7 separate regions of the Homo sapiens genome follow, and all the other regions are linked to region 4. A link is a loop called in an ENCODE intact Hi-C map of the cell type or tissue named here. Cell type or tissue: PC-9. All regions are shown on one strand.

Region 1 (4,000 bases), 68 kb after region 4:
GTGTGGAGTCTGGTGAGGGCATCTGGACTTTCAACAGCTCCCCTCCCCCACTGACGATGGTTGAGAATTACTACTCCAGTCTGTGAGTTTTAGAGTTCACTGTGCATCAGAAGCACCCAGGAGCTCTTTAAAATGCAGGTTGCTGGGCTTTGCCCCATGGACTGAATCCAGAGTTCACGGGGGAGCCCAGGAACCTGTATTTTTCAAAGCTCTACCTCCAGCGAGACTCAGGTGATCATTGACTTATGTGCTTCATCGCAGGTGCCCATATAGAAATACGCAGATAGGTTATTTCAATTTGCAATTAATACATATAAATACTTTAGTGTCCTACTTTTGACAAGCAGTTGGATGGAAAATCGATCTTTTGAAATGGATGTCAGTTTAGGCTCAAAACGTGTGATTACCTAAGTTCTCACTGCTGGAGAATTCAAGCTGATAGGCCATGTTTTTCAAAGGAAGTGGGTGCAGAACTGGATCCTGTCAGTGTCAATGCGGGTGCATCCGGGTGTGTAGCAGTGCCTTTTGGTTAAACCCAGGCTTTCCCTACGAGAGGTCTTCCAGTCCATTAATCTTGTGTTAAGTTTCTTGGCTGGAAGGGTGGTTTATAGAAGTGGTGCCAAACAGCTGTAAATGCAAGGCTGAGAACTATTTGTCCTCTTCCTTTATTTTTAAGACTTCAGAAAACAACTTTCACTAAATTGGTAAATAAAGTTTTAGGTATTATTTTCTGATTAATGAAATCACCATAAACTACTACTTCTAGACTTCCGAATGTCATGATTTTATTTCTGGTCTTATTATATTTGTGTTTCTGAGTCTTAATGAGCTAGAAATGCTTATAAGACAAAAGCAATGTGTGTTTTTTCCTGCATCAGATTCTTTTACACCTTATCTTGAAGTTTGCATAACTGAGTCACTTTCTATTTTTTTTTAATCACTTTGATAAGAGAAAAATTTATGTTAGTTGCAGTCCAGGAAAAAGAAGGCACAAACACTGCTGATCAAATATTACTAAAGCTTTTATGGACTCTTGAACCTCATTTTCCCTCCCATATGTACACAAGACACACTTCATTCTTACTCTGTTTATGCCTCTCTGTCTAATAGAAACTTCACTTCTGACTCCAGCTTTGTCTAATTATTAACACAGAGAGGTACTAGAAGTTGTCCATTAGCAAAGAAGAGAAAAATTATGTTTAGGGAACTAATTTTATAACAGCTTAAAATGGCTTTGATGTAAATCTGCCAGATGCCTCTTTTTATATCATCAAATACTTTGCTTTACCTTGAAGAATATTACCCCCAGGTTGGGACAGGAGCTTTCCCATTCTTTTCATTATTTTGTATGTAAAAAAAACCCAAAAAGCCAGTTGTACCTCTCGTAAATAATACATGTTTTCCTCTGCAGAACTGTAGTCTATGTGACACCTACAAACAAGGGACTGCTTGAGGAGTGAAAACCTGGCTTAACCCAGGCGTGCACTTCTTAGGGAATTCTTTATAGGAAGGAGTCATCATTCATAGCAGTGATTTAGAAGATTTCATTCCAAAGATTGAATTGCCTGTTCAGCTGTTCAAAATGCCTGATTCCCCAGATTTCAGGAACAGCAGAGAGGGGAGAGAAACCATTTGCAAACACATAGGGTGTCGAGTAAGAGTCTCAGAGATTTTTTTCTTCCCATCTGAAGTGTCATATGCTCAGTTTGCTTCCCTTGCTTACATGTGGAACTGACCCCTAACTGTGCTGATAAGAGAAGAATAAGTAAGTAAACACCCCCAGGATTTGAGGCTGATAGAAAAGTCACTTGGTTTCAGTGAACTGGACTGGAACACGAGCTTTTTGTTTGCTCTTGAAAGTTTAGCACTTGAATTTCAGGTTGGGCTGTTTAGTTCATTAAAGAAAATGTGGATGCCTCATGCCAACGCCTGTTTTCTTTAGGCCTTGAGAATAGAAGGCATTGTGTATTCGGTACACACACACTAAGGGAACAGTGACTTAATTGTACCCTGGGAACAAAAGCCATTACCTGAGGACAAGATGGGAGACCCCAGGCTTCTGCTCTCTGTTTCTCTCTGCAGAGTCAGCATTGCTGGGAACCCTGGAGCAAGTATCTGAACTGTTGCTGGTGTTTGCCTGTGAAATTGTAATCATGGGCTGGTTTCTCCTGGAGCTTAAACATGAGGGGAACTTGGCTCTGTGGGGAACCTGACTTCTTGTGAAGAGACCCAGAGCCTAGGCCCCATCCCCCACCCCCCAACACACACACACACACACACACACACACACACACACACCAACACACACACACACACACCCCAACACACACACACACACACACACACACACACCAGAAGCGAAGCAGGCGGAGAGGGAAAAGGGAACAGAGAGGGTTTGGTTCTCCCATTTGATCTGTCTCCTTGCAAACGTTCCAGTGACATAAATGGATGGTTGCATCCTGCGGCTGCCCATCCGTCTGCCAGCAGTCCACCTTCAGCTGATGCCATGTAAACAGCGTTTGCACACTTTCCTTAAACAGTGATCTGCGGGCAGTGCGTGCGTGCCAATGAGAGAGCTTGGGGGCCTTTGGAGTTTTGGGGGATACCCTTGATTATTCTCTCACACAAAGGTGGTGCCTCTGTGTCCCCTGGGATGGGGACATGGGGGTTGGAGGCCTCTCTCCTTCTGAGGGGCTAAGTGGTTGGCCTTGCTGTTGGCTTGAGCCAGCTCTTTGGTTGCAGACCGTGGAGTCCCAGGGATCTTCCTTCCAGGGCTTTGTGTTTTCTTTTGCCTTTGTGGATCAGCCAAGGCCACCTTTTAAGAGTTCTTTGTTCACTGGGGAGGATTCTGTCATGCCAAGGGCTGGGAATAAAAAAGTCACAAATAGAAAGACTTGCTCAGCATTGGCAACTCCCATCCCTCAGTGGTTCTCTTGAGTTTTGGTAAATCTAGACTGATGAATATAGCAGCTAATGATCATAGTAGTAGCAGCAAAAACAAAGCTGGCATTCATTAACATATCACACTGCCCCATGCCTTTTATACATTAACACTTTCAATCCTCATAGTAAGAGGTCTCTATTTCTTTTAATGAAGCAAATGAAGAGCAAGTATTTAGACCGGGTTCTATGACAATGGCTACTAAATATATTATATTCTCCTTGAAGTCGTGCCGTTATAGATGGGAGCCAGCTTTTCTCAAATTTCAATGTGCTTATGAGTCACCTGAGGATCAGGCAGATTCCAATTCAGTAGGCGATATTGTTTGGATATTTGTCCTTACCCAGATCTCATGTTGAATTGCAATCCTCCATGTTGGAGGTGGGGCCTGGTGGGAGGTGTTTGGGTCATGAGGGTAGGTTACTCCTGGCTTGATGCTGTCCTGGTGATAGTGAGTGAGTTTTGGTGAGACCTGGTTGCTGAAAAGTGTGTGGTTCCTCCCCCTCACCTTGCTTGTGCTCTCCCCATGTGAAGTGCCTGCTCCTACTTCACCATCCACCAAGAGTGAAGGCTCCCTGAGGCCTCCCCAGAAGCTGAGCAGATGCCAGTGCCATGCTTATACGGCCTGCAGAATCGTGAGCCAATTAAACTTCTTTTATTTGTAATTTACCCATTCTCAGGTATTTCTTTCTTGCATTGCAAGAACAGCCTAACACTGTAGGTCTAGGTGGGGACTGAGATTCTGCATTTAAAACACACATCCAGATGAAGCCCATGCTGCGGCCCACAGAATGCATTGGGTGGTGAGGTTCTAAGCTAGATATTGCCAAGCCTGGCTGAGATTCTGAAACACACAGCTCTCCTCCCACCTTCCAGATGCTGATTCTGAAGACAGGAGTTTCGCTTATACAAAACACTGAGCAAACTGGGGTTCTAAGCGTATCTGTGATCTCTGCAAGGCCACACGGACAGCACCCAGCCTTCTGGGGTTCAGAACACCTTCCCTCCTCATAATACCTCTGACTGCATGTTAAATGGCTCTGACTGCATGTCAAATGG
Region 2 (4,000 bases), 160 kb after region 4:
ACAGGCGTGAGCCACCACGCCCAGGCTGATTTCCTTTTCTTAATGGCCAAGTAGTATTCCATTGTGTATATATACCACAATTTTTAAGTCCAGTCCTCTGTCGGTGGACACTTAGTTTGATTCCCTACCTTTGCTACTGTGAGTAGTCCTGCAGTGAACATACAAGTGCAGGTATGTTTTTGACATAATGATTTATTTTCCTTCAGGTAGATACCCAGTAGTAGGGTTGCTGGAATGAATGGGAGTTCTATTTTTAGTCATTTGAGAAGTTGCTGTGCGTAATTTCTCTATGTTTTCCATAGAGGTTGTACTAATTTACATACCCACCAACAATGTATAAAAGTTCCCCTTTCTCTGCATCCTCTCCAACATCTGTTATTTTTTGACTTTTTAATAATGGCCATTCTGATTGGTGTTAAGGTGATACTCATTGTGGTTTTAACTTGCATGTCTCTGATGATTGGTGATGTTGAACATGCTTTTCATGTTTGTGGGCTTTCTGTCTTCTTTTGAAAAATGTCTCTTCATGTCCTTAGCCCACTTTTAAGTGGGATTATTTTGGGGTTTTTGTTGTTCTTGTTGAGTTGTTTGAGTTCCTGGTACATTCTGGATGTTAGTTCCCTGTCGAATGTAGAGTTTGCGAATATTTTCTCTCATTCTGCAAGTTGTCTGTTCACTCTGTTGATTATTTCTTTTGCTGTGCAGAAGCTTTTAGTTTAAGTCCTGTTCGTCTATTTTTAGTTATGTTCCGTATGCTTTTGAGGTCTTAGTCATGAATTATTTGCCTAGACCCATGTTTAGAAAGTTTTCCCTGAGTTTTCCTTCAGTATTTTTATAATTTAAGATCTTCCATTTAAGTCTTTAATCTATCTTGAGTTGACTTCTGCAAATGGTGAGAGAGAAGGATACAGTTTCATTTTTCTGCAAATAGATATCCAACTTTCCCAACACTCTTTATTGAAAAGGGTGTCCTTTTTCCAGTGTATGTTCTTATCAGTTTTGTCAGAGAACAGTTGGCTGTAAGCATGTGGCTATATGTTTCTGGGTTCCCTATTCTGTTCTATTCCATTATCTGTTTTTATGTGGGTACCATGCTGTTTTGGTTGCTATAGCCATCTAGTGTAATTTGAAATTAGGCAATATGATGTCTCCAGCTTTGCTCTTTTTGCTTAGGATTGCTTTGGCTATTTAGGACCTTTTGTGGTTTCATATGAACTTTAGAGTTGTTATTTCTAATTCTGTGAAAAATGAGGTGAGTATTTTGATGGAGATTGCATTGAATCTGTAGATTGTTTCAGGCAGTATGGTCATTTTAACAATATTAATTCTTCCCATCCGTGAGCACAGGATGTTTTTCCATTTGTTTGTGTCATCTATAATTTGTTTCATTAGTGTTTTTTAGTTTGCCTTGTAGAGATCTTTCACCTCCTTGGTTAAATATATTCCTAGTTTTTTTTTTTTTTTTTTTTTTTTTGGTAGCTATTGTAAATGGGATTGCCTTCCTGATTTGGGGCTGGATCGTCATTGGTATATAGGAACTCTAATGATTTCTGTATGTTAATTTTGTATTCTGAAATTTTACTGAATTAATTTATTAACTCAGAATTTTTTGGTGACATCCTCAGGGTTTTCTAGATATAAAATCATATCATCAGTGAACAGGGATAATTTGACTTCCTCTTTTCCAATTTGGATGCCTCTATTCCTCTTGCCTAGTTGATCTGGCGAGGACTTCCAGTATTCTTAAATTATTGAGATTTTTCACATTCTTTGGTTTATACAAAGCTTTCCTTCTGTGCCCTCACAGCGCATCCTTACTCCCCAGGTTTCAAGCTGAGTCAAGGCCTAGGGAGGGGCCTCTGGTCTTCCTGGAAGGCCCAGCACCTACGCCTTCCTCCTACCCTCCAGAAGCAATTCCATCCTCCTCTCCTTCAGAACCACCCTTGACCACCAGCGCCCCCTGCTGCCACCTTCCCTCTCCGCTGAGTCCTCAGCCAGGGGGACCTGAACAAGTCTGCACGTCCTGTCCCCACTTTGTCCTTGCCTCCCCTACTCCTGCACCCTCCACTGTCTTGCCTTCCGTTCCACGTAACCCTCAGCAGAGTCCCCACTCACCTCCTGACAGCTTTCCTTCTAAACTGTCTTACTATAAAAGAAAGCATAGATAGAAAAAAGCACATAAACCAATATAAAGCTTAGTGGGTTTCCATAAGACAAACACCTTTGAATTCCACGCAGGTCAAGAATAGAACTTTCCCAGCCACCCCAAAGGCCCCATGAACCTGGCCCAGCTGTTGCCTCCGCTCCCGCCCACTGTGAGCCCCTCCCTGATTTGAAGCCAGCTCTTCCTTTTGCTTCCTTGTTATCTTTCCACCCAAGCCCCAGCTGCTGCCCCTAAGCCTCTTTCACTGGATATCCCCAGGACTGGGCACCCTTGGCACGCCCTGACAATCCTGCCTGGGCTGAGAAAGTCCCCGCGTCCTGCTTCTCCCTAGGCCTCTGCTTCCTGCTGGTCCATCTTCTCCCTCTCCATCCCCCTGGCCCTCTCTGGCCCCCAGACTTGCAGCTGTCCAACACTGAGGCCCATGCTCAGGTCTCTGGTCCCTGCTTGCCCCTGAGTGCCAGCCTCACACAGCACCTTCAGAGGCCCTCGGCCCCCCCACACCAGGGTCCCTCCCTCCAGTTCTGTGCTTCCTCCTCCCCAGTGTTCAGCCTCTGCAAAGGGCTTCCGCATCTGTCTGTCACTCTGCCCAGGATCATGGAAACCCTTCTTACTCTCTCCTCACCTATTTGCATCTAGCCGGCAGCCTACTAAGTCTCCTCCCACTTCTCCATGACCACGAAGCACCCGCCTCTCCAGCCCCCACCTGGTTAAGGGCGTCACCCTTAACCTTAGTCTCCTCCAGACCAGTCGGACTCTTCACCCACCCCTGCACTGTAGCCTCCTGCCCCTTGGGACCAGTCCATCCCAGCCCCACGTTTATCTTTCTAGAAATGCCAGCCACTCAGTGGGCTCCACTTTCACCTCCACCTGGGGCTCCTCTGCCTTCAGGATGTGAACTCTGCAGCCTCTGCCCAGCCTCCCCTTCCCCTCTTCTCCCCTTCAGTTGTGGCTGGGTCCTGGGAAGCCCCTGCCGGCTCCCCCATCATGGAGTTGTCACCTGCTGTTCTTTCACCCTGGAGCTCCCCTTTCCCCCTTCACCCCCTGCGCATAGTGTGCCCACAGCATCAGCACACACAGGCACACATCTCTCTGCCCACTTCTGCCCTGAGGGTACCTGATGGCGCTCTGCCTTCAGAGAGAGACTTGGAATGCCCGCTACGGGCATGTGGGCACACAGCCCATAACATTCGGGGAAGACTCCGTGGCACCCACTCCTCCTCATCCATCAACATTCACCTCCAGCCCAGGAAACCTCCTCTGTTCCAGCCTCTCCGGTGTGTGTGATTTGCCCCTGTGGGCTGGTAGTCCCTTCGCCTTCCTTGCTCTATTGGAATCGTATCCGGATTTCTCCTAGCAGGAGTGAGCCCTTGGGCAGGAATCACTGGGAATTCATTGCTGCCTCCTAAGTGGGCTCCCTGCTTCCACCCTTACCTGTCCACAGCCTGGTCCCCACGCAGCCGCCTGGTCAGACGTAAGTGAGATCTCATCCTCCTTGCTCAGATGCTCTAGCAACTTCTCATGGGAATCAGAGCCCTTCAAATGGGGGCTTCCCCAAGGATCTGCCCCTGACATTGCCTCCCTGACCCCCATCTCCTGTTCCGCCTCCTCCCGTCTCCCTCCACATCAGCCCCATGAGCTTCCTTGATGTTCTTCAAAAGTGCTGGCCATCCACCGCCCGGGGGCCTTTGCACTTGCTATTCTTGGGCCTGAGTGGCTCTTCCCCAGGTATCCATGTGATTTGGTCTCTCACCTTCTGCAGGTTTTGACTCGAGCTTCACCTTCTCAGGGAGGCCTTTCTGGACCACCCTATTTTAAATCCTATCCCTCCCCCACCCC
Region 3 (4,000 bases), 130 kb before region 4:
TGAAATTTACTAAGTAAGTTGGAGGAGGAGAGTTGGGAGAGCAAGGAACGGAGAGGAAGCTATGTGGTCAAAGGCTCCATGGTGTGGAAAGGCCTAGAGCATCCTGCAGGACGGAAGCCTTCAGGTGGCAGGGAATGGCTGGCAAAGAGCTGGGAGGTGGGGTGGGCTCTGGGTGGCCTCAGGCCTCACGGGCTTATGAGGCCTGGGGCTTCTTCATCCCAGGAGGAATGAGGTGCTGGAAAGTGCCCTCCTGAGCTTTTGAAAGCCGGTTACATGGAGAACAGTGTGTCACATAGGGAGTGACAGAAAGTAAGAAAATCAATTAAAATTTACTGCAGGGCAGGGTGTGGTGGCCCATGCCTGTAATCCCAGCCCTTTGGGATGCCAAGGCAGGCAGATTACTTAAACCCAGGAGTTTTGAGACAAGCCTGGCAACATGGCAAAAACCCATCTCTACTAAAAATACAAAAATTGGCAGGGCTTGGTGGCGTGTGCCTGCAATCCCAGGGAGACTGAGGTGGGAGGCTCGCTTGAGCCCGGAAGGCAGAGGTTGAAGTGAGCTGAGATCACGCCACTGCACTCCAGCTTGGGCAACAAACCCAGACCATGTATCAAAATAAAAAAATAAAATAAAGTTACTGTAGTAGCCCAGGCAAAAGACATTGATGGCTTTTCACATTCCAGAATATTTCTGGCATGAGAATTTTATAAGCGCATGGAATTAGAACTCACATACTGATGTTCATACACTAACAGAATTAGATTATCTACATGGATTCCCTCTCATTCCTTCCAACCCCACCTCCCACAGAGAAAATGTTTTGTTTACTGTAGCTTTAAATTGTTCAGAAATTTTACATCTTTACTTTTCACAACACCTAGCAGGGATGCGGGCAGAGAGAAAGTGGTTAATAGATAACGTCGCCCTTAGAGAAAGGCAACACTGGATAAAATATAACTACGTGACCTGCTCTTGCTCCCTGTACGTGCAAATGGCGCAGTCCCCTCAAGCGCTGTTAATGAAATCAGGGAGTGGCACAAGGGCCGTAACCTCCAGGCGGGGAAGGGACCCAACCCACTGAGTGCATTCCCGAGAGACAGAGCCTCCTCTGCTGGGTCCCCATAGCTGGAAATAAAAAGAGATAAAACCAAGCATGAATAATGAGCCTGTCATTCAGGTGTTAGCCTCCACTTTGAAAATTCACTGAAACTATTTCCAAGATAAGAACTGAAAGCCTGAGCTGAGTGCCTCCTCTGCCTTGAACAACTGCGAGGGAATCTAGAGCGGGGGTCCCCTTCCATGAAAGATTACAATTACTCCCACACCTGTGTTTTGCAGGTGGTTTTCAAGAGGGCAGCAAGTGAAAAAATACAATGGGTGAGATGATATGTAAATATAAAATATTAACAAATACACCTAACACAGTATTTGACTTTAACAATTAGGAAAGGCTTTCCTTTACCAACAGCCAACACATACATATATGATACGTGTTAAGATAACACGGCATTGGCCAGGCACAGTGTCTCACACCTATAACCCCAACACTCTGGGAGGCTGAAGTAGGTAGATCACTTGAGGCCAGGAGTTCGAGATCAGCCTGGCCATCATGGTGAAGCCCATCTCTATTAAAAATACAAAAATTAGGCAGGGTGCGGTGGTTCACGCCTGTAATCCCAGCACTTTGGGAGGCTGAGGTGGGCAGATTACCTGAGGCCAGGAGTTCGAGACCAGCGTGGCCAACGTGGTGAGACCCTGTCTCTACTAAAAATGCAAAAATTAGTCGGGTGCGGTGGCACAGCCCTGTAGTCCCAGCTACTTGGGAGGCTGAGGCAGGAAAATCACTTGAACCCGGGAGATGGAGGTTGCAGTGAGCTGAGATTGTCCCACTGTACTCTAGCCTGGGTGACAGAGCTAGACTCCATCTCAGAGTAACTAACTAACTAACTAAATAAATAAATAAAAATAAAAATACAAAAATAAGCCAGGCATGGTGACGCATACCTGTAGTCGCAGCTACTCAGGAGGCTGAGGCAGGAGAATCTCTTGAACCTAGGAGGTGGAGGCTACAGTGAGCTGAGATCGCATCTCTGCATTATAGCCTGGGCAACAAAGCGAGACTCCATCTCAAAAACAAATATATAAACAAATAACATGACATCTTATTTTCTGGGTTCTTCTCACTTCCTTCTCTACTTTGTCTCTGAGTCCATTTTTACATCTCTGAAAATCATTCCGAGGCACTGAGCGATTGTCTGAGGATGTCTGCTACTGTTTTTCACAGCCATCTGCCATCTTTGCTGGCTCTTCATGTTTTCCCTGGACTCTTTTTACCTTGTCTTAGAACTCATCTGAGCCTCAGGGTCTACTTGAGATAGAAACGAGGTGTCTTAGGACAAGCTCTACCCAAGGAAGGAATTCAGGCCACAAGGAGGCTCTGAATGTCCCAGCCTGCTCATCCCTGGGTGAACACAGCTCTGGCTATGATTCAGAGCTCTCCTGAAAGTGTAACCACCCAAGGGGTTCACCTTGCCTGCTGCTTAGACAGAGCTGATTCATCAAGACAGAGGAACTGCAATAGAGAAAGAGTAATTCACGCAGAGCCGACTGTGCGGGAGACCAGAGTTTTATTATTACTCAAATCAGTCTCCCCGAGCTTTCGGGGAGCAGAGTCTTTAAGGATAACTTGGTGGGTGGGGGGAAGCCAGTGAGCCAGGAGTGCTGATTAGTCAGGGATGAAATCGCAGGGAGTCAGAGCTGTCTTCTTGCATTGAGTCAGTTCCTGGTTGGGGGCCACAAGATCAGATGAGCCAGTTTATTGATCTGGGTGGAGCCAGCTGATCCCTCAAGTGCAAGGTCTGCAAAATATCTCAAGCTCTGATCTTAGGAGCAACTTAGGGAGGGTCAGAATCTTGTAGCCTCCAGCTGCATGACTCCTAAACCATAATTTCTAATCACGTGGCTAACGTTAGTCCTACAAAGGCAGTCTAGTACCCAGACAAGGAGGAGGTCTGCTTTGGGAAAGGGCTGTTACCGTCTTTGTTCAAACTATAAAGTAAGTTTCTCCCAAAGTTAGTTCAGCCTATGCCCAGGAATGAACAAGGACAGCTTGGAGGTTAGAAGCAAGATGGAGTCAGTTAAGTTAGATCTCTTTCACTGTCTCAGTCATAAATTTGCAAAAGCAGTTTCAAAAGCTGTGCTTGTCAGTTGGCCTCACATCTGCATGTCTACTTCAGTGGCTACAAAATTTCTAGAGCTTAGCACCTTTCTCCACTTTTGTTGGACACCTGGCTCATCCCACAAGTACTTCTGCAAATATAATTTTTATTTAAGTTGTTTACTTTCCTCAGAAACTAGAGCATCATTGAGGGAGCAAATGTCTGTAAAACATTTAGGGAGCAAATGTCTCAATCCCGAGGCTGAAGCATGAAAGCCTGACACTGCTCCAAAGTACGAGCTTGCTCTCATGACAACTTTAGGTTCAAGATCAACAGTTGGTGATATTTAGGGAAGGCCTTGCTTTGTTTTGGTGTGTAGTTAAGCATCACTCCTGTTGAAGAGTTTTACACACACACACAGACACACACACACACTAGAGAAATACAGAGAGTAGAAGGTAGATACGCAGGTATGCAGAGTATGTGGAGATACAGCATCAAGGTCAGAAACATCACTGGGGTCCAAACTCAAATGGCTTCACAGCCTTCCAAGGAACATTAATGTGTAAATGTGGTTGGGGGTGGGGGGGTGCGGGAAAGAGGACAATAGGGAAAGATAAGAGCTGCACGGGAGAAGAGAGTGCCCAAAGTCTTCAAATTTCAATGATTTTTAATTCATACTTTGAGACATATCTGCAGGCAGCAGAGGCTTGAAGATCACAGCCTGAGACATCCTGATTCTGTCATGCTGCCAGAACATTGCCTCCTCTACTGCTGTTGTTGGCACTAAACCTTACTGCCCAGACTGCCATCCAATTAGTAATAGGATTCATCAACACTT
Region 4 (4,000 bases):
GGACATGTAGGAAGATGCTGCTTATATGACATCACGTGTCACTGAGGGAAGATTGGGAGTGGAGGCAGGAGTTTGGTGGCAGGAAAATGGAAATGGGCAGATATGTGGCACAAATGCAAGGTCATTCTAAGCAGTGAATTACTAGTAGACCAGTATCTAAGATTTAAGACTTTACTTGGCCAGGCGAGGTGGCTCACACCTGTAATCCCAGCACTTTTGGGAGGCTGAGGTAGGCAAATCACGAGGTCAGGAGTTCAAGACCAGCCTGGCTAACATAGTGAAACCCTGTCTCTACTAAAAATACAAAAAAAATTATCTAAGATTTAAGACTTTAATTGGCCAGGCGCAGTGGCGCGCGCCTGTAGTCCCAGCTATTTGGGAGGCTGAGGCATGAGAATCGCCTGAACCTGGGAGGCGGAGGTTGCAGTGAATGGAGATCGCGCCACTGCCCTCCAGCCTGGGTGATACAGCGAGACTCTGTCTCAAAAAAAAAAGAAAGAAAAAAAAGACTTTACTTATATATCTTTAGCAGTCATCTAAATAATAACGATTCACTTACCTTATAAATGTAGTGAGACAAAGTACATAGCCAGGAGGAAAGATGGGTTTTTGAAGAAGTAGAGTACAAGTATTATTGTTAATGTTATTTTACTTTTAGGAAAATTGAAAATGTTCGTATTTGTGTGTACTGCCTAAGACTTCTGTAAAAGCTCTCTGTCAACGGTCAGGAACTTTATAGAGTATTGCAACTATTGCAGCAGTCCATCTGCAGCAGTAATAGAGCAGATGGGCCACTGGACAGATACCCTGGTCCAAAACCTGGCTCTGCAACTTGCCAGTTTTCTTGAACAGGCCATTTACCCACTCTGACACTCAGGATTTTCCTCTATGAGAGGTTTAGTGCTTTTTTCATTGCTGTTGTAAAAATAATCTAACTTGTAAAAGTAGTTGATCAGCAGTAGAGAGTTAAACAAATATAGATATTATCTGTAGACTGGCTGAGACATCTGGGTGCCCCAGGCAAGCTAATAACTTGGCCGGCAAGTCAATATTCTTTAAGTTTCTGTTTACCAGCTTTGGGAGGGGATGCCTTATAGGAAAAGGGTCATGGGGAGAAGGGTTGCTGACAGCATTCAGCCTCCACTATGATTCTGAATAATGCAGCCCTGGCCTTGAGCTGGCACACCCTCCAAGCAGAAGCAAGTCCCTGCAGCAGATGCACTTGTTATCTTTAGAAGGGTGCTTGGTGGCCTTCAGTTTTGGCTCCTGGAGGCCCTTTAGGGTCTCACCCTCTGTCCCAGGAGGCGGAACAAAGAACTGCCTCCATGATGTGTAATAGTCTCTGGGAGGAGTTCTTATAAATCTGCTATTATACCGAGGTGTTTTAATGCCCCAGGATGCCCTAGCATCTCTTATCAGTTGGCACCTCGGGCAGCTGCAGGCTGACTTGCCCCATTGTCGGGCTCTAGTTACACCCTTGGCCGTCGTTCAGCCTAACCTGTGAGCCTCCTGGGCACCTCTCTGTGTACACTGCTTTCCTGAGGGACTGGCCTTCTTTCCTATTGCACCATCTGACCTTATATGATCTTAAGACCTAAGTCCTACTTCCTTAATGAATCCTTCCACAATGAGTTTCCCCTTTTAAAGTCAAGTGACTTCTCTGAGACTCTCTTTGTCCATGACCATAGACTGCCCAGTGACATGTTTATCCTGTTTCATGTTTATTAGTCTTGTATTACTCTTTGCAGCCAGCTTGTGAGTTTCTTTGGGGTGTGCCCTGTGGTTTGGAGTTGTTGTGGTCCTTTCTCCCCATGGTGTGCAGGGTTTCATAGACTTCCTGCAAATTGGTATCTATGATCAATATTGGGATTAATGCATGCCTCAATGAGCTAATGCAGTTTGGCAAGTGTAATTTTGAGACCAGAATGGGGATGTAAGATGCAAACGATGATGCTGATGCTGATACTGTTAGAGAGGCAGTGTGCAGTGTGGAAAAACCTGAGAATGCTCATTTGGAAAGTGGGGAGACACCTACCCTGGTAGAGTGTTGTTAGAATTACAGACGTGGCTTTAAACATCTGACATGCAGTCTGTCTTTCTAGTCTACAGGTAGATATGCATTTACTGAACACCTACTAAGTGTGATGTGTCTAAAATATATATATATGTATATGTTTTTTATATATATGTGTGTGTGTATATGTATATATATATATATTTTAGAGACAGGGTCTTACTCTGTTTCCCAGGCTGGAGTGCAGTGGCACAGTCATAGCTCACTGTAACCTTGAACTCCTGGGCTCAAGCAGTCCTCCCACCTTGGCCTTCCAAAGCTCTGAGATTATAGGGCAGAGACACTGTGCCTGGCCTCTAATATATCATTTTTATTATTTTTAATAACCTGTTTTCTCCATCACAGCATTTACCACATTGCATAGTAACTGCTTATTTGATGATCTGCTTTCTCCATGGGGCCATTACCTTGGACTTGCTCCTCACTTTTTATTTCTAATGCCCAGGTTGATGCATGGCACTTAGAAGGCGCTCAGTAAATGCATGCTGTTAGACTAGACTGAGTGGATCAATATATGTAAAGCAACTTGAAAGAATATGTATGTATTAGGGCCTCAACAAATGATGGCTTGTGGTGAAGATGAACACTTAGGATATAATGGCTGCCGCTCATCAAAATAAAAACTGCTCTTGTTTTTGCATTCTTTGTGGCTGAACAGTAATGAGCACAGCAGCCAAAATTTTCAAGCACAAGATCAGTTTTAAACAAAACAAATGAAGTGGAGCATTAAATATTTTACATTGGTTTGGATGGTCATTGGAAGCTAATAATTCAAGTTTAAAACATTCCCCTTTCGGCATAAAATCCATAGGCATTTTAATTGAAGTAAGAAATTGTCATAAGCCCTGGCAGTCCAAGTGCTTCTCTAGACCGGTTTACTGTGGATTGCAGGAGTCAGTCCTATGAATAATGGCAACCCTGTGTGGCTCATAGAAGGGGAGAGACTTTCTGGCATGTTTTTTCTTCAGAAATGGGAACCGCAGGCCACCGGTGGGTTTCTGCATCCTTATAGGACTGTGCTGAATGTGACATTTTTCCTCTTAGCATTTTTGACTCAGAATGCTCTCAGATGTTTCCTCTGATAGGAAAGGGTCCAAAGTTTTAAGAGAGATAAAGTTCAGCTACATAGATTAAAGGCAACGGTTAGTGATTTTAAAAGTGTGTACATTTTAGGAAGGTCTAATAATAATTTTCCAGGATGTGAAGGGAAAGCATGATGGTGTTAGTAAGTGGCAGTTTGGTTGAATGCTTGCTTGCTGGCACTGGGAGTGTGTTGCTGGATTACTAGGGCAGGCATCAAATTTAGGTTCAAGGGGGCCAGGAACAGAGTAGGTGGAGGTGCTTATTGGTCGGGAAGCCAGGGAACATGGAAGCTCACTTCTTGGTCCCCCATGCTCTTTTACCCTCAGCTTGTGTCTCCCCGGCCAATGAGGAAACTGAAGGCCCCATATCATTGGTATATGCCTCTGCAAAGCCATGAAAAACTCATAAGAAACCTACAGAGATGGATGTCCAGATAAATTCCAGTGCACTCATCCCTCGGTATCCATGGCGGATTAGTTCCAGGACCTCTGGGGACACCAGAATCCACAAATGCTGAAGTCCCTTATATAAAATGGCATAGTATTTGCATATAACTGATGTAATCTTCCCATATATCTTAAATCATCTCTAGATTACTTACAATACTTAGTACAATGTAAATGCTAACTAAATAGTAGCATTATAATGTTTAGGGAATAATAACCAGAAAAAAAAGTCTGTATATGTTCAGTACAGATGCAGTTTTTTCCTGAATATTTTTGGTACAAGGTTGGTTGAATCCATGGATGCAGAACCCACAGATCCAGAGGGCTGACTGTAGTTGTATACAGGTGTTATATCAGGAGAGGCAACATTGGCTCTTCCACCTTGTTCTCTTCCCTC
Region 5 (4,000 bases), 97 kb after region 4:
TAGAAATACGAAGTAGGCTCTTTGATGCCTTCCTGCCTCTGCTCACACTGTTCCTCCTCTCGGAAACCCTGTCCCTAAACACACACCTTCTTCCACTCCTGACTCACGCTCAGCCTTCAGGGCACAGCCTAGGAGGCCAGCTTGGGCAGGGGTTTCCTAACTGCACCCTCTCTGCAACAGCAACTGCGTCCCCTTTTTTCTTCTTCCCACAGTGAAGTATTTCATGCTTGTCTCTCCTCTAGTCTGTAAACCCTCAGGGTCTTATCTCCTGCTGTAAATGTGAACTATTATCAGATGTTAACTCATCCTTGAGAAACCGTTTCTGTTCCTCACCCCTTACCTACAACCTGTAATTCTAATATTCTGGCAGAATTCAAGCTGCCTGCTACTCTGGCAGCAAAAGTCTTCTGCAAAAATAGATCACCCATAAACCACCACTAAAACCGAGCCAGGGATTTGATAACGAGTTCAAAAGTAGAAATTACTTTGTGTTAATGAGAAACCATATTGGAAAGACTTGGGAGGAGCGTAAAGATGGAACGTGTCAGCTGTTAGATTTAAACCAGATCTGTTTCCAGCATTAATATAGAGAATTCATCGTAATACTAGTTACCATAAATAATTTTTAACTGCATATGTATTCGGTAGATGCATATTTAAAGTAAAAACATGAAAAAGGAGATGCTGTTTTCGTCACTTTTTTTTTTGATCTGCACTCACCTGCTCCAGGTGAGAACTTGTTCTAATGGCATGTCTGGATCAGGGCCAGCAATGAAAAGGTTAGACCCTGGGCTTGGCACCAGCTTATGCAGCAGAGACATTAATTGTCATGTCCAGTCAGATTATGCTTTTTCCTTCCATTCTGAATGTTGCGTCTTCTCTGACATTGTATATCCACACCTTCATTCTCCCATGTGAACAGAGCCTCCCACAAATAAATAAAGTTGACAGTAAGAACTGACTGGATTAAACAAAAGTTAAACAGGTTTCTTTTTAAGGCACCAGGAACTATAGAAGACCTACAGAAACAGGAATGCTGCCATCCTTGTGCCTTGACCTTGAGAATCAACTTGGGTTTCTTTCTGATTGTTACTAGAATGCTTCCTGAATTCACAAACATGTTGTACTTTTATTGCATGGCATCTCAGAGCATCTTAAAGCAAAGGTTTTAATTAATTAGAACACCTTGTGAGTCTTCAACTGGGAGGAGAAGGCAATATGACCCAAACAGATTTAACCACAAACCCCTGCCCTTTGCTTTCCCCTCACAAAACACTTTCCTAGAGTGATGCTGGAGTCTGTCTGTAACTTCACAGTGAGATGTCTTGTATGACAAACATAATATGTACGAGGTCCACACAGCAATGGGGCTCAGTACCTGGAGCTTTGGAGGCGAATACACTTGAGTTTGAGTTCATTTCTTAGTTATGCAACTTACTCGCTCAGTGATTTGGGACAATCTTTAAAAATCTCCCTGAGACCTGATTTTCTTATTGGTCAGAAGAGATGACGATGTGTATCTCATGGAGTTGTGATTATTAATAAAGAAATATGTGTAAAGAGCCTTGCATATGATCCTGGTTACAGTTTCTTCAGTGACTGCAGAGGTAGTAGTCAGATTAAATATATCAGTGAGTCAGACAGAGAAATTAGATGTCAGCCTGTTCTTTATGAAGCTTGCTCCTTTTCGCCGTGCGTTTCCTCTTTTTAATAAAATTGGTGATTACATTTGAATCAAGTTTTTTAATATAAAACTCATTAAAGGAAGAATGTGTCTCATTATCTTTGTATGTATCTGACCATGAGTAGTTAATAAATGTTTATTACATTTAGTGGAAAGTTTTTAATATTAAAATTAATGTGATGTCTATATCTAATGCAACAGACTGTTCTGTCAGTTATTAAACGATGGAAAATTTTAGTGCATTTTTTGGGGAAAAAAAGTTGGTGTACAGTTGACTTTCATTATGTGTGAGAGTTATTCTCTAGAAATTCACTGCAAACACTAAACCATTGCTCTTAGGAGAAATCCAGGGTTACCTTCTTGTGAGTCTCTGGTCAAATCATTTTTGTCATTTTTGCACAACCTTGTTTTATGTGTGTTTCTGTTTAAAGACATCGTATATGTATATGTGATTCATTAACATTGAACTCAAGGCAAACAGCACATTACGCATGCCTGAATGAAGCTTATCTAACACACATAGTCTCTCCCTGAGTCATATCACAGCTTTGTTGTGCTTAGAAACACTAGACAGCCCCACAGTACTATACTTGGGGGTCATTGTATACAGTGAAATTACCAATAAAAAACATGACACTAAATGGGCTGCGGAGAGCACACTCGATTATGGTGTGAGAGCCGAAGCAAGAAGGCAGCTGTTTGACTTCAGCTAGGAACGTGTGCAGCAGCCTCTCCAATTTTCCACGATCCTCTCCAATTTTCCACGATCCGTGCATGTCCACAAGTGACTGTGAAAGTGCCAGAAATATTGACTTGGAGGTTACAAATAAATTTTATGCCTCCTGCAGTGACTCATGCCTGTAATTCCCCGACTTTGGGTGGCCGAGGTGGGAGGACTGCTTTGAGCCCAGGAGTTCTAGACCAGCCTAGGCAACAGAGCGAGACTCTATCTCTGCAAAAAAGAAAAAAAAGAAAATTAGCTGGGTGTGGTGATATGCTCCTGTAGTTCCAGCTGCTCTGGAGGCCAAGGTGGGAGGATTGCTCGAGCTCGGGAGGTCAAGGCTGCAGTGAGCTGTGATTGCATCACCACACTACAGCCTGCGCGGCAGAGCGAGACCCTGTCTCAAGAAAAGAAAAAAAAAATTACTAAGTAGGTGAATTCACCAGTACAAAATCCATTAATAATAAGGATCACTTGTACTGCTTTATCAAAATTAAATGTCATAGCATGCAAAGAATTTCTCTTTTCCAGTAAAAAGCTACCTTCCCCCATCCATTGAACAGCCCCAGCTGTATTAATGGTAATTAATTAATAATGCAGCCATCCGTATCGTTGTTAATTACTGACTGGCCTCAGTGCATGGGTGTGAGGAGGGGGCAGAAGGGACAAGCGCCCCCAGCGTGGTTGTGGCAGTGGCCTTGCTGCTTTATGTGCATTCGCTTTGCTCCCTGGTCTGTCTGAGCTCGCCCTTGAAGCTGGATCATGGTATTCCTCTGAGGGCACACGATTTAGGAATCCTCACCAGAAAAGTAAACACACAAGCTGTTTTTTTAAGTTGTTGTTGTCTTTGGGGAGGCAGAGGTTGGGTGAAGAGGAACTGTCCCCCCAAAGGAGTCCCGATCCAGGGTGGAAAGCGGGTCCAGGCCCAGCTGCCCAGGAAGGAAGGGATCGGAGCAGCAATTCACCAACAGTCCAATTCAAATTAGACCTCACAAAGCAAACTACTCTGATTAGGGAAGAATTGCTCCTCCAGGAGTCTGTCCTCACAGTTTGCTGGCTGCCTGAGGAGACTGTGCTATGGAAATGCCCTACAGGCTTACCCATCACACACAAAGGCTCCCAGAGGCCCCCAGGTGGGCCTGGCTGCTGGCACTTTGGCTCAGCTTGTGACTCTGAGCTCCCAAGGCCAGGGCCAGCCTGCCTGAGCAGTTATAAGTGGCAACACACCCTCTGGGTGGGGACAGGCAGCAAAAGGAGGAAGGGAGTGAGGATTTAGCAATAGTTGTATACATCGTTAGCACAGGACAGCCCTGTCATGGGCTTTTTTTTTTTTGTCCTATGAGGGCTCTTTTCTCTCTGGCAGTCATGAGAGGTAGGTACTTGGGGGGTAATACTGCATCACTGTGAGACTGGGGCAACAGTGTGCTGATGAAAATAACTCCAGTTGTCGCAGATTAATAATAGCTAACAGTTACTGAAGACTCCCTATGGTCAGGTGCTGTCCTAAACACTTCATGCGCTCATTTCATCCTACTCCCTCCAAGACAGGCACTTATTATGCCCACTCTACAGATAAGAAAACTGAGGCCTAGAGT
Region 6 (4,000 bases), 140 kb after region 4:
AAAAGACCGATGTTGTTTTTGGCTTTCTTCCCTGAACTGCATTTTCCACAGTATCTGCTTGGCAGGCCCAGCCAGCATGAAAACAACCTTAGTATTTGCTGCTATGGTCACAGCATTTTTTTTCTTCTCCCCCTCCCCTCAAGGAAGAGAATGACAATTCAAGATAGTTTGCAGCATCCCTGGATCAAGGTGAGTTGCATATTACGAAACTGTTTAGATCACTTTCTATGTGATTGGTTTGGGCACCCTGGTATTCATGTATCATAGAGTACTGCTAACCACAGGTCACACCTGGAGTGTTAAGTTTGCTATTTGCATCGTATCTTAAGAAAAGCTGACAGGTTAGACTGTATACTAATGATCCCAGAGGTGGGGAGAGAGGAATAAGCGAGCACAGAGCAGGAACTGAAGAAGGTCAAGCCCACTCGACAACTGTGTTTGGAGTGACCTGTGGGGTGTTGGCCCAAACAGTGTATTTAACATTTTATGTTGATTCCAGCATGTAAATATCAATCAAATCTGGATTTCCAGCTTCTCTTGGGAAATCTGAAGATCTGCTGACACTGAGCCCTCATTCCACGTGGCCTTGGGAAGTGGCACAGGTGCCTTGGTGCTAGGGAACAGGGCGCCCTGGAACATTACACCTTTACATTACCTGCCTGGCCTGGTTGACATTTGGATTAAAGTATCTTCAATCCAGGGCAGAAAGGGCTAAGGGTGGGAAAGTATGATAGTTACAGAATAAAATCATGAAATAAAGAAGTGAACATCACAGAATCAGGCTCTGGGGGCAAATAGCTTTGCTGTGCAAGTTCCCAGCAGTTACCTGGGTTCTCCTAGCCAGCTATGGTGTCTCCTCCTCCCAGAGGTGGAGGACAAAAGCTAAATACATCTACTGAAAAAGATACAATACAAGGAATTCTCCTGCTATAGGCCAAACTAACTTTGCTGACCTCTGAGATCCCTCTCAGCTCTACATTACTTGATGATACCCAAGTTCAAATGCCTCATAACATAGCCTCACCATGAATATTGCCATTCCCAAACTATCAGTGTGGAAAGTTGTGATTTAGTTTGACCCCAAGCTCTACTTCTCCCCAGTGTCCATGGATGATACGAAACCCTGAGATAGAAGAGTGAGCCCGCTAAGACTAGGTGCCTAGGTATTCCATGTTATCCCAACTTCTTATGCTAATTTAATAAGGTGAATGTGTAAGCATCCTGAATAAGGAGATGTTTCAAAAAATTGTCATATAACACATTTTCATAATTTGAGAGCTTTAATTTTTTTTCTTGGATTTTTATTTTAGCCTAAAGATACACAACAGGCACTTAGTAGAAAAGCATCAGCAGTAAACATGGAGAAATTCAAGAAGTTTGCAGCCCGGAAAAAATGGAAAGTAAGATTGTTTGTTGTGGAGGGATTAACAAATTCTGTTTCCTGTGTAGAGTAGTGTGTGGTCAGGGTGCATCTCCTCTGATACTGGTAATATGGAAGATACATCCTTTCCTCTTTTTAATCCACCCTGTAGTGTTCTGCACCATTACTCTATTTTGAAAAACAAGCAAAAACAATATTTTAGTCACTTTAACTGATACCATTAAATGTAATTTTGTGTTGTTTTCATCAAAACTATTCTCAGTGCAAATTTTTATAGCAGCACTGTAAAATTATAGTGAAATTTTTTTCTAATACTACAAGCCACATTTTAAATAAATTCATTCTTTGTGGTAAGCAGCATGAGATTACATTTGTGCTGTACCTTGGGTAAGTGGGTCTCTCAGCCCAGCCTTTATCTGTGAGTGGTTGGAGTGGGGGTGGGGTGGGGCCGTGAGCATTTGCAGGGTGGCCTGTTCTCCTTCCTCAGTGTGGATGGCCTCCACAGGGGCTGGGTAGGACATTGCTCTGAAGGCATTGCAGACCTCCTGGAACAAATCACACTTCAGGGCTAAGAAGGTGATGGGATGGTTTCCTGTGCCCAGGGTCATGTCAAACCTAGAGGAAGTGGGTACCTACCGTGTCTTCCCAGCTCAGGGCCAGAAATGTACCTCGTTTTCACACCTACCAATTTTGGGGTGCCGTGGTAGGGATGAGGAAGACCACAGCACTAGATTCCCAAAAGTCCTTAGAATTAGGCTTAAAATAGAGAGAGAGCAACCATTTCTCTTTCTCGCTCTCATTCTTTAACTGTACTTTTGCCTTAGAGAGTAAATGCAGAGATGTTTGTTCTATAGACTAAGAGGTCCCCCAGCTGTTCACTTCCAACAGCTGTTGCGTTTTGGTTATCACATTGTCTACCATCACTGCTTATGTGGCACAAAGGACACAGAGCAAGGCCCCTGCAGTCTGTGCTTCTCTGAGGGTGATCTGCAAGGGTCAGATCACCTTCTCCAAACAGCAGAGAAGAAAATATAGAGAGAGAAAGGATGTGGGGTGTCCAGCTCTGTAGTTCAATAATGAAACATGGAAGGAGAATCTCTATATCCTGTTGTCTTGATTTATAAGACCTTTAAAATTATTCTTTAAGCAAATACAACCCATTCTGCTGTAGGATTGCCCACCCTGGGAGAGTGTGTGCTGATAGCAATGAACACGATCTCGCAGGCTTTGTCGTTTGTACTCATTTGACAATTGTTACATAAGCTGTCTCTCCTCCTCTCACCCTGCCTTTTTCCTCCCCGCCCTCCCTTTTTTTTTTTTTTTTTTTAAAAAAAAGCAATCCGTTCGCTTGATATCACTGTGCCAAAGATTATCCAGGTCATTCCTGTCCAGAAGTAACATGAGTGTTGCCAGAAGCGATGATACTCTGGTAAGCAAACCCGTGAGCCCTGGTGCTCCTTTCTTAGCACTGGGTACTCAGAATGACCAAGCTGTTCTATTTGTTCAACCTCCCAGGAACCTGAAGTTGTGGAAATGGCAAGCTTATTCTTGATCCCCTCGGAGGGGTTTGGGGGTGCTGATTGATGCACCCTCTTGCTTCTTTCCTCTTTTTTTCTCTTTGATTTGGATGGTGCTGTCCCCCCTCATAGCCCCATACCTCTAACACTACCCTCCACCTCGATGCAAACATAAGCACAGACCACCCCCGCAACACACACACATACACACATGCACAGCAAATGCACACACATAGAGACACACGCACTGATATTTTGGTAAAAGAGAGGCTAGCCAGCAGAAGAGAAAAGAGCTTATCCTAATTTTCATGAACTGTAGCCACTGACATAGAAGAATCTTGGTTAACAGTAGCACAGAAGGGGCAGACAGCCGCCACTCCCTTCCCACACACCCACACCAGAGAATCAGGGAGAATGCAGTGCTGCTTGCTGATGTGTCTCCTAGCAGACCAGAAGGCCAAACCTGCTTGCATGATTGGCCTGGTGTTGACTGCCCAAGGCCCTTGAATGTAACTCCAACTTTCTTAGTTTTAATGTGAACTTTGACAAAGTGGCAAAGATTTATCAAATTTGTTGTTCGGTACTCTCTAGTTATTTTTCCTTTGTAATTAGAAATGCATTTATTTTCCAATTTCTAGCCTTTATTTTCTTTATTTTCCCCTCTAATCCAAACTGAAACCTAATCACAGATAAGCTCTTCAGATACGAGTGGAAGTGTCCGAATTCAACAAGACTTTCCCCTGACAATCAAACAACGGGGCTTTGTTAAGTCAGGAGGTGAAGGGGACTCCAGACAAGGCAGCCACGGTTGTCCTGCGGGAACTACCCTGCCCCTTTAACTGAATAGTCAGCATTTTCCCGGTGGAGCCAAGTACTTCAGGGTGGGAACTGCAAACACCAAGCTCCCCTTTTTTCTCCTTAAGTTAGTAGCTTCACTGAGGCTTCACATCTAGCCTTGTGGAGTGAAATGGGATTGGAGATGTTTGAAAAAAAAAGCAAAAGAGAAGCAGATTAGGGCGAGAAGAGAGAGAAGAGGAGGCTTTGTTTGGGAATTGTTAGAGGGTGGCTGCACAACCAGTGAAAAGATAAAAACTGTGACTCT
Region 7 (4,000 bases), 74 kb before region 4:
AGCTTATTAAATTCTTTTTACTTTTTTTTTGAGACAGAGTCTTGCTCTGTCGCCCAGGCTGGAGTGCAGTGGCGCGATCTCGGCTCACTGCAAGCTCCACCTCCCGGGTTCACGCCATTCTTCTGCCTCAGCATCTCGAGTAGCTGGGAACACGGGCACCCACCACCACGCCTGGCTAATTTTTTGTATTTTTAGTAGAGACGGGATTTCACCATGTTAGCCAGGATGGTCTCGATCTCCTGACTTCGTGATCCGCCCGCCTCAGCCTCCCAAAGTGCTGGGATTACAGGCGTGAGCCACCGCGCCCAGCTTTAAATTCTTTCTCTGCCAGTATACATCTTCCATTTTTCATTGGTAAGACCAAGCAGAAGAGAGTTAAGGCATGATTCATGACACGCTCCAATAGTGAATTCTGAGCTCAGAAGAGAAAATAAATCTCAGCAAAAAAATATATATACATATTTATATAATATAAATATATATTATATATATATATAATAAAAATCCTGCTGAAATGCTTGGGGCAGGGGCAGGGCGGGGGTGGAATCAGACCCTAGAAATGTTTAATCTTGTGGATATCATTAATTTTTAGACACTATAGTAGAAATGTGAGTTAACTGCTCGGAGGGATAAATGAGGTTCTAGAAGTGAAAGTAAGTAATTGAGTCACAGAATCATAGAGCTGGAAGGGATCTTAGTAAATATTTCGTTCATTCATTTTCTGCTTAGAATACTGATACTCAAAAAAGTTAAGTGACTTGTGTAAATTCACAAAGCTAGGTGGTAATGTAAAGTCTAACCCAGGTAATGTAAGGACCACCAGCCCGTTCCATCACATAGACTGTGGTTTTTTCTTCCCACTCCAAAGGATTTTAAGTCTGAATTCTTGAGACTGTATTCCTTTCCTAGAAAGGGCATACTTCCCCAAAAGTTAAATGCACTGTGCTTGAGAGTCTTCTCCAAGGTGTATTTGGCATGACTGGTATTCATGTGGCCTCTTTATGCTCGATTTTTCTGATGGCTGGCCACCTCTTACATCCAGGAACAACCTACTTTGTAGAAACCATGACTGTAACCTGCTCTAAACCTGTGGTCAAATCTTGCCAGAGGCAACAGTCCTCTTCCTAATGGGATCTTTCCCATGACTCTGTTGAGGAACTGGAAAGTCCAGTTTCTGTGGTCAAGAGAGAAATCCTAATCATTGAGCACTAAAATGTGAGACCATAGAGGACCCTCACCGCTGATATTCGAAAGGCTGAAAATGCACTGTCTCAGCCTCCTCAGTGAAAGCAGACTCAGCAGATGAGTGTGTTCCTGTACCTTCCAGCTTTATGCTTTTCCTGTGGTTGACAGAAAGGAGCTGGAGTGGATTGGAGGAGAAGCTGAGATGGATTAGGAAACTACTTCCTTTTCTACAAGCTTACTTCAGGAATAGTCAATCAAGGCTCTTCAACGTGACTAAACATTGCGTTAAGCATCCTTTGGCTTGAAGACATCAGCTTTCTAAAATGAGGGCTATTAAGGCAAGTGGCTGTGTAGGGCCTCATGCATTATGAATTTGCTAGTCATGGATGAATACAAATTACCTTGCAATCAGGACACAGCTGGTAATTAGAAACAACTCTTCTTTTGATTCAATTAACCACCTGAAGAAATTAGGTTTTGATTTAGATTTGGGTTGGAATGCTGTAGTCCCCTTTAAAACAAGGAGAAAAATGGACAATTCTGAAGCGTAGAACATCTCTTCCAGATTTGCAACAGGGAAGTTCTCTCCATTATGGTTAAAAATCAATAAATTAAAAGAAAATGACCCACCATGTGTCATTGTTGTGAATAATTGCCATTGATCAGCTCAGGAGGGAGAATGGGGCAGAATAGCTTCCATTTCCGAAATCAGATCTTCCCCACAGTTGAGACAGCCTCCTGCTCTAACTGGTTTGACAAGAGGAGACTGACCTACGGTTGGGAAGCTGGCCAGTGATTACCCAGGGAGTAGGTAGCAGCTCAAAGGTGGAAACACAGAGGTCCTTATTTTCCAATCCACTGCACACTGCCTATAGCACACAACACCCACAGATGTGCAAAACGAAGGAGGAAATGTGTGACCTCTTCTGAACTGAATCTTGTTGTCCTCTCTGAGCTTAGGACTCTACTGAAATGCTAGATAGAAGCAGAATGTGTTCCCCCACCTCCACCCATGACAAGACAAGTGCTTTAATAAAATCTAAGAAATGTGGTCCACATCCCAGAAGAAAGGTGTTGCCTAGCAGCAGTGACCTTTAAAGAAAGGCCAGACAGACTTTTCCTAAAGGATTTTTAGGATATTGGGAGTCAAGTTTCCTGATGATTTATCTAAATATAGTACTGAGAATTTACCACCTGCATTATTGGAGGGAGCCTTTGAATACTCAGCCTCCAAAGATAAATATTAATAATAATGTCCAACACGTACTTGGTGCATTGTTTCACAAAGCATGGTACACATCCCTGTACAGATGCCACAGATGGTATGCAAAGTGATTTTAGGTACTATCTGATGAATATTTGTTATTTTATAGGTTATGTAATTGTTTTAAAATGTGTTTGAAAACGTAACCATTTCACCATTCATCAGATTGAATGAAGATAGACTGGGTGTGTGGGCTGAGGCAGGAGGATCACTTGAGCTCAGGAGTTCAAGGCTACAGTGAGCTATGATTGTACGATTGCAGCACTGCAATCTGGCCTGGGTGACAGAGCAAGACCCTGTCTCTCAAAGAAAATTTAAAAAATACAAAAAGAATAAACAGAGTTGATTAGGATGAAACTAAGTTTTAAGAAGTGATTTAAATAAACTCAGTTTTAATGTTTAACTAAAGAAGAGCCAGTTTTAAATATGGCTGACATTTTGCAAGGAATAATTTGGTGCTTGTTTTGTTCTAGGCACTTTGTACAGGATTGCAGTCTCTCCTTCATTCCTTGTTTTTCTGGAAACTCAGGCTAATCATATCTGTGAGTTGGTGAAATGGAACTTACTCGGGTTTTGTTTTTTTGTTTTTTTTGGTGTTTTTTTTGAGATGGAGTTTCACTCTTGTTGCCCAGGCTGGAGTGCAGTAGCGCAATCTCAGCTCACTGCAACCTCCACTTTCCAGGTTCAAGATATTCTCCTGCCTCAGCCTCCCAAGTAGCTGGAATTACAGGCATGTGCCACCATGCTCAGCTAATTTGTGTATTTTTAGTAGAGACAGGGTTTTGCCATGTTGACCAGGCTGGTCTCGAACTCCTGACCTCAGGTGATCCAACCACTTCGGCCTCCCAAAGTACTGGGATTATAGGCATGTGCCACGTGCCCGGCTAATTTTGTGTGTGTGTGTGTGTATATATATATATATATATATATACACAAAAATATATATATATATATATATATATATATATATATATATATATATATATATATACATATATTTTTTTTAGTAGAGACAGAGTTTCTCCATGTTGGTCAGGCTGGTCTCTAACTCTCGACCTCAGGTGATCCGCCCACCTTGGCTTCCCAAAGTGCTGGGATTACAGGCATGAGCCACCACGCCCGGCCTTGTTTTATTTTCTAAACACTTCACCCTTTGAATTAAATCCTCTTGGGATATGGAGTTTGCAGGATTACTGACAGACATATGAAATTCTCCTGCTTTAAACAGAAAGCTTTAGAATTATTTCAGGGTTGTGATAGATACCAATTCATGAAGACAGACAGTGTACATCTTTTCCCAACTCTGCATTCAGGGACAGTACATTGGTAGCTTGAAACTGGCCATCATGAGAGTATTTGCACCACAGATATTGGCAAATTCTATAAGTTAGGAACCAGTGGTGGTGGCATGGCCTGTAGTCCCAACTACTTGGGAGGCTGAGGTGGGAGAATCACTTGAGCCCAAAAGTTTGAGACCAGACTGGGCAACATAGCAATAATCCATCTCTTTAAAAAAAAAAAAGTGTTAAATTAGGGGTTGGTTTTTGCTTT

The links. Hi-C counts contacts between places; a loop is a spot of excess contacts. Peaks named below come from ENCODE experiments on the same cell type or tissue, not always from the same donor. Only the 100,000 strongest peaks of a DNase experiment are listed, where the experiment ranks them.
Region 1: it touches region 4 in a loop (4-fold over the local background); 11 of 110 quality-filtered maps call a loop at or near these places.
Region 2: a loop joins it to region 4, with 8 times the contacts of the local background. A loop is called at or near these places in 30 of 110 quality-filtered maps.
Region 3: it touches region 4 in a loop (6-fold over the local background); 6 of 110 quality-filtered maps call a loop at or near these places.
Region 5: it touches region 4 in a loop (5-fold over the local background); 14 of 110 quality-filtered maps call a loop at or near these places.
Region 6: a loop joins it to region 4, with 3 times the contacts of the local background. A loop is called at or near these places in 25 of 110 quality-filtered maps.
Region 7: it touches region 4 in a loop (8-fold over the local background); 4 of 110 quality-filtered maps call a loop at or near these places.

What each region holds. Positions count from the first base shown.
Region 1 is chr9:87,569,177-87,573,176 of GRCh38, forward strand. The region is part of intron 2 of DAPK1 (death associated protein kinase 1); the gene reads left to right. Among named protein-coding and RNA genes, the nearest start is that of DAPK1-IT1, 18 kb to the left of the region's middle. RefSeq lists enhancers at 963-1,132, 1,957-2,457. In PC-9, no CTCF peak of the experiment used is centred here; DNase peaks (open chromatin) are centred at 935 and 1,855; H3K27ac peaks cover 1,929 bases.
Region 2 is chr9:87,661,112-87,665,111 of GRCh38, forward strand. The region is part of intron 18 of DAPK1 (death associated protein kinase 1); the gene reads left to right. Among named protein-coding and RNA genes, the nearest start is that of CTSL, 63 kb to the right of the region's middle. In PC-9, CTCF peaks have their summits at 1,967 (motif pointing left) and 2,169; a DNase peak (open chromatin) is centred at 1,880.
Region 3 is chr9:87,371,643-87,375,642 of GRCh38, forward strand. No RefSeq gene overlaps it. Among named protein-coding and RNA genes, the nearest start is that of DAPK1, 120 kb to the right of the region's middle. In PC-9, a CTCF peak has its summit at 2,418 (motif pointing right); DNase peaks (open chromatin) are centred at 1,019, 2,529 and 2,859; H3K4me3 peaks cover 1,064 bases; H3K27ac peaks cover 3,671 bases.
Region 4 is chr9:87,501,061-87,505,060 of GRCh38, forward strand. All of the region lies in intron 2 of DAPK1 (death associated protein kinase 1), which reads left to right. Among named protein-coding and RNA genes, the nearest start is that of DAPK1, 5.2 kb to the left of the region's middle. RefSeq lists an enhancer at 1,532-1,591. In PC-9, no CTCF peak of the experiment used is centred here; DNase peaks (open chromatin) are centred at 1,061 and 1,571; H3K4me3 peaks cover 1,335 bases; H3K27ac peaks cover 2,689 bases.
Region 5 is chr9:87,597,784-87,601,783 of GRCh38, forward strand. All of the region lies in intron 2 of DAPK1 (death associated protein kinase 1), which reads left to right. Among named protein-coding and RNA genes, the nearest start is that of DAPK1-IT1, 46 kb to the left of the region's middle. RefSeq lists an enhancer at 2,569-3,162. In PC-9, no CTCF peak of the experiment used is centred here; DNase peaks (open chromatin) are centred at 2,198 and 3,608; H3K4me3 peaks cover 875 bases; H3K27ac peaks cover 3,288 bases.
Region 6 is chr9:87,640,659-87,644,658 of GRCh38, forward strand. DAPK1 (death associated protein kinase 1) reads left to right here. Exons shown (of 26, transcript NM_004938.4): 9 at 144-189; 10 at 1,311-1,400; 11 at 2,718-2,810. Among named protein-coding and RNA genes, the nearest start is that of CTSL, 83 kb to the right of the region's middle. In PC-9, no CTCF peak of the experiment used is centred here; no DNase peak of the experiment used is centred here.
Region 7 is chr9:87,426,900-87,430,899 of GRCh38, forward strand. No RefSeq gene overlaps it. Among named protein-coding and RNA genes, the nearest start is that of DAPK1, 69 kb to the right of the region's middle. In PC-9, no CTCF peak of the experiment used is centred here; DNase peaks (open chromatin) are centred at 1,102, 1,442 and 1,952; H3K4me3 peaks cover 1,375 bases; H3K27ac peaks cover 2,315 bases.